2 separate regions of the Homo sapiens genome follow, and region 2 is linked to region 1. Evidence: read pairs that join two places in POLR2A ChIA-PET (ENCODE). Cell type or tissue: HCT116. All regions are shown on one strand. Links, peaks and the distances in the headings refer to the core of each region. The heading gives the core; the rest is flanking DNA. Region 1 overlaps GARRE1 (granule associated Rac and RHOG effector 1). Region 2 overlaps LSM14A (LSM14A mRNA processing body assembly factor).

Region 1 (2,911 bases), core at 241-2,740:
GACACTTATTATCTCCGAATCCCTCCTCACCCTGTGGAAATCACCAGGACCAAACTAAAGCAAACAAAAAACCGCACACAAATCTCACACCAAAGCACTTGCCCTCCAGAGGGAACAACAACCGACATCACAGGCTGAAGCCCCCCAAACTCCTGGGCTTCCACTCACACCTCCTTCAGAGCCCTTCCCCCAGTGCTCTGTGCTAGACTGGGCAGGGTGAGGGACACGAAGGCAGCGCACCTAGGCCAGTTAGACAGGTGCCAGGAGTAGAATAAGCAGCAGCTATTTAGTCCTGTAGAGCACACAGACAGCTTTAGTGGAGCACACAGCCTGTACCTGACCAATGCTGGAGAGTCACATGGGCTAGCGCATTCAATCCCAGGAACCACCCTATGAGGTCATCCTCCCTTCATAGACAACAAGATCAAGGCATAGAAAGGCTACAAAATTTTGTCAACGGGACACAATCTGCATGTGGTGGACCAGTCACCTGACTCAAGTGTCCATGCCCTTCACCTGTGTGCCCCACTGCCTTCAGCAGACTCTAAACTGGCATCGGCTTGCATGTGACAGGAACTCCACCTTAACTGGTGTAGGCTGAGGGTTTCCTCAATCTCCCCACCCACTGCAGACACAGGGAGGGGGAGTGAGCCGGCTCCTCAGGGACACAAACTATTCCTCCCACTCCTTCCTCAGCACCTTGGCAGCTATGGGAAGCTGGAGGAGGAGGAAAAAGGGAAGACGCCATGCTCCATTAGCTCTGGGTTCACACTCTCACAGCTCTGATGGACACAACTTAGTCATTCATTCTCTCAATAAATATATAAGATGGGGATGCCTGATATGCACCAAGCACAAAGAGCTGGGAACACTACTGGAAAGAGAATGAGCAAGTCCCTGCTCTCGCCAGGGCGACATTCTAATGGGGAAGACAACAGGCAATGAACAGATATGCAAGGCCGGGTGCTGCTGGGAAAGGAACACAGACGGATGGGAAGGAAAAGGCTCCTCAAGGAAATGACCGAGGGCAAAGGGAGAGCTACCCTGTCCCCTCCCCTACTAAGGGGCAAAGTTCTGAGGAATGGCTGAAGGCCTGAAGGAGGGCCCCCAGATCAAGAACAGGATGCTCTCTGACAAGGCCATCACCCCTGGGGAGAATGAGGTGGAGGAAGCCCTCTTGCTGTGGGGTGGCAGTAAGGAGGGCAGAACCCTGCTGTAGGAAGGAGTGGGGGAAGAGACACAGGTCAGTTTAAAAGGCATTGTCTGTGTTGTCTCCACCACTTAGGATGTGTTTGACCTTGGATGAGTCATTTAACCTAAGCTTCTTTCCTATAAATAAGGAATGAGGACAACAGCTCAGCTACTGTACACCTCCCTCTCCTACCCAGGATGCCTGGAGACCAACTCAGTCATACAAATTATGATTGTAACAAAATATCTGTGTTGTAAATAACTTATTCAAAGCCAATCAAACCAATGGTTAACGCTGGACCTTGGAAACAGCTGTTTCATCAGATATCTGCTCTAAAAATTTACCCAGAGTAACAGATGCATAACCACCACCTTCTCTTGAGAGAGTACAGAGCTCAACCTCCAGCCTGCCTCTGCCCACCTTTCCCCTCCGAGGATCTCAGGTCTTAGCTCAGCTCCTCTCCTGAAACAGACCCCACTCTCCTTGACCCAGGAATGAGCCAGTCTTTGGGCGTCTTCCTGACATAAGTTTGGGAGAGTGTGACCCCAGGGCTGTGGAAAGCTATTTTCTCCTTCACATGGAGAAAGTTTCCTGGACTGTGTGGTTCAGTCAAATTGCAGAACACATGGGGGAAGCTGGGGAGTGGATGAGCAGAGTGGCCAAAGGCAGGTTTTTAAGTTTAAAATGCCAGTGAAGCTCTATCAACAGCTACCATTTATTGAGTGTTTAAATACCAAGCACCTTATGTTTGGTGAACCATCCCTGTGGGGTGTGAGCAATTCACCCATTTTACGGATGATAACACTGAAGTTTACAGAGATAAAGAAACTTGCTCAATGTCAAGCAGGTAATAAGTAGGGATCTGACACCAGGTCTGTTTGACTCCGAAAACTGTGTTGCTAACCACCAGGCTACTCTTTCTACCTATGACAAGATCCAGAATGAAGCCACAATAGTGGATAAATACTAATCAGAGAAGGAGCTATGGATTACAGACAGCTATCGGGGTCTACTGAATGAGAGCCTGTTTTCTAGCAACCCTTGATGGTGGAGGAGAAGGGTGCATCTTTACCTTCCTATTCCCTTGCACACACACAACATCTGCTGCTAAGGATGTTGTATTCATGTACATAACCAGAATACCTTTTCTTTTTGATGATATTTATATTTTATTCAGATTGTAAAACAGATTTTAATTTAAGGCCTTCCCATTTGGAGCACCAAAAAACTACCCTTTTTTTTTTTTTTTTTTTTTTGAGACAGAGTCTTGCTCTGTTGCCCAGGCTGGAGTGCAGTGGCACAATCTTGGCTCACTGCAAGCTTTGCCTCGCGGGTTCATGCCATTCTCCTGCCTCAGCCTCCCAAGTAGCTGGGACTACAGGCACCCACCACCACGCCAGGCTAATTTTTTGTATTTTTAGTAGAGACAGGGTTTCACCGTGTTAGCCAGGATGGTCTTGATCTCCTGATCTCATGATCCACCCGCCTTGGCCTCCCAAAGTGCTGGGATTACAGGCGTGAGCCACTGCGCCCAGCCAAGACCACCCTTTCTATACCACTGTAGTTGTTGCAGATCAACCTACATGTCAACTCTGCTTTCCTGGAATATTTCAAAGTTTAGTTGCAGTTATTCCTCTTCTAGGCTCAGGCCTGACTCAGCCTATAATACCTGCATGTGGTTGGAACTATGGAGTGCCCAAGTCCACCCCATTTCCCAAA
Region 2 (2,911 bases), core at 314-2,813, 130 kb after region 1:
CTGTCCTCTATTTTTCTCTCTCCCCCTATCCTAAATTTCAACTTGAAGATTCCAGGTATCGGTCAGGTTTTATAGAGAAACAGAATAAATCAGATGTGCATATACAAACACAGAAAGAGACTTAAGGAATTGGCCCAAGGGATTAAGGAGGCCTGGTAAATCCAAAATCTGCAGAGCAGGCTGGCAGAACTCCTTGCTCAGGGGTCAGTCTTTGTTCTATTAAAGGCCTTCCACTGACTGGATGAGGCCCACCCACAGATGGAGGCTACTCACAATCTACCAACTTAAATGTTAATCTCATACAAAAAATACTTAAACAGAAACATCGAAAATATTTGATCAAATATCTAGGCACTGTGGCCCAGTCAAGTTGGCACATAAAATTAGCCATCACCCAACTCCACCTGGGCTGAAATAATCTGTTCTTCCTTTGAAAACCACACAGCATTCTATCATTCTGTCTATACTACCCTTCTAGAATTTAAAGATCTGGAGAAAGATCTGTATCTAGATCATCTTTGCAACTCCCACAGAATCTAACACAGTGCTCTACATATAGCTGACATTTGAATATTTCTTGAATAAATCACACAGCAGAAAAAGCTATTAAGTAAGCTACTTCCAAAGTACTGAACAGTGTTTAATACCAAGGGAACTGAATTAAATTATAAAAGAAACTCACTTAGGATAAAATGAAAGAATGATTGTTTAGAGTAAATAACAACTGATGTTGATAGAATGGGAAAGTGGGAAAAACAAACCCAACCTCAGCATATTTAAGAACAGTCTACATGCAAAAGCAGCAAACCAGGAAACCAAAAAGTTACAGTTAGTATTTTTCTTCTCTTTCTGACATTTATATATATGTACAGCTCTTGTCCATTCGGTGCCATACACAAACTCTTGCTGAAACTATCTGAGATACAGAAACTATCTGAGATATGTTGGAATAAGGTATTATATATGGATTTAATACAACAAGGAAGGTTTAATTACTTAAATACTAAAAAGCACCACCTCTTCTACAACGCAGTACTCTTGCTCAGGCCCTGAAGGTAGCATGGTAGAAAGGTGACTCTGGGTTTTTTACTTAAGAGCAGAGCTTTACAAAAATAAGATTCGACAGTCCAGCTCTTGGAACCACATCACGGCCTGCTTCCACAAACTCTCACTTTTTGCACATCTGCACTCTCTTCTCTGGCCCCTTCTTCACCCTTACCCACACTACTTTCTTCCTGTTAGCAAATATTACTGCACTGAATGAAAACATCTGTCCCTCAGCCTCCACCATCTCTTCCTGAACCCACTACGAACTTAACACCCCTAACAGAGGCATTACTCCTGCCCTTGTGTCTGCAATATTCTCGATCACCTCACAGATCACATGCCAAGCACTGGCGACCCAATGACAAAAAACTACCTCCACTTCCAGAGGTCATAACCCAGATGACGTTCCTTGCACCTTCTGCAATATATTCTCAAAATCAACTTCTTCGCACTTAACTCTAGAGGTTACATCATCTTCGACTGAAAAAACCCCAAAGCCATCTTGTTAAGAGCCCATCTTGTCCTTATAAAACCAAAAAGGCAATTTGAAATTTTAGAGAGTGATGTAATAACAAAACAATACTGGCTCCTTAGAAGGTTTATTACAAAGCAAAACACATTTACAAAGGATCTCTCTTATGTAACTGAACATAACAGATAGCCTTAACATCTTCCTAGATAGCCTCTACATGTGGCTAATTCTAACTCATCTGTCAGGCCCCAGCTTAAATGTTGTGTCCTCAAGAACCTTGTCTCTGACGAAAAACAAAAACAAAAAACAAAAAAGCCCCCTCAGTTTTATCTAAGTCAACATTGCTAATAAAACTGCTCTTAAGGGATTCTAAAAATAGAAGCAATGTAATAATAACAATCTGTAACCTAAACCCCAAATTAGATAAAACCTGGAAAATGGGACAAAGGGAGAAAAGTGAAAAGATATGTTAAAACTTTTAACTTAGGCATAAGCAAAGGTAGCTTGTATTTATCTGGGTCTTGGAAAATTAAAGACATCTATGAACCCTCTCCCCAAATGTTTCTGTATGTAAATAAAAATTGCTTATAACTTCAGGGGATCAAGACTCCCTGAAATCTACCATGAACTCCATGTAATGAATCTATTATAGATAATGGCTAATTACTCCAATTGATAATTGATATAGAGAAATACAGTTGTTTGAAATTTAAGGTTTCTAAAAATGCAAGAATGTTTTAATATTAGGAAATCAATTTAATAATTTACATATTAAAAGCAAAGGAAAGGCTGGGCGCAGTGGCTCATGCCTATAATTCCAGCACTTTGGAAGGCCGAGGCAGGTGGATCACCTGAGGTCAGGAGTTCGAGACCAGCCTGGCCAACATGGTGAAACCCCGTCTCTTAAAAATACAAAAATTAGCTGGCATGGTGGTGCATGCCTGTCATCCCAGCTACTCAGGAGGCTGAGGTAGGAGAATCACTTGAACCCGGGAGGCAGAAGCTGCAGTGAGCCAAGATTGCGCCATTGCACTCCAGCCTGGGTGACAACTGTAAAACTCCGTCTCAAAAAAAAAAAAAAAAAGCAAAGGAAAGTCTAGAAAAGAAAGTAGATCAGAGGTTGCCTAGGACTGGGGGTCGTAGGCAGCTACTGACTAAACATCAACAAAGAAGCTTCTTGAGTTGATGGAATTGTTAGAAAACTGGACTGTGGTGATGGATACACAACTTTCACGGGACCGCACACTTACAGTGGGTGAATTTTATAGTATTGTAACTTATACCCAATAAAGTTAAAAGTTAATAAGTTAAACTTATAACCCAAAACTTACACCCTTCATCCCAATTACTTCAATCTTCTAGTTTCCATTGTGCCTGTTGATGTCAACTCCT

Evidence for each region. Peaks named below come from ENCODE experiments on the same cell type or tissue, not always from the same donor. Only the 100,000 strongest peaks of a DNase experiment are listed, where the experiment ranks them.
Region 2: POLR2A ChIA-PET joins it to region 1 with 5 read pairs; 5 of 35 experiments call an interaction of 5 or more read pairs at or near these places.

What each region holds. Positions count from the first base shown.
Region 1 is chr19:34,315,248-34,318,158 of GRCh38, reverse strand. All of the region lies in intron 2 of GARRE1 (granule associated Rac and RHOG effector 1), which reads right to left. Among named protein-coding and RNA genes, the nearest start is that of GPI, 48 kb to the left of the region's middle. In HCT116, for the core only: no CTCF peak of the experiment used is centred there; a DNase peak (open chromatin) is centred at 1,308.
Region 2 is chr19:34,183,748-34,186,658 of GRCh38, reverse strand. The region is part of intron 1 of LSM14A (LSM14A mRNA processing body assembly factor); the gene reads right to left. Among named protein-coding and RNA genes, the nearest start is that of LSM14A, 13 kb to the right of the region's middle. In HCT116, for the core only: no CTCF peak of the experiment used is centred there; no DNase peak of the experiment used is centred there.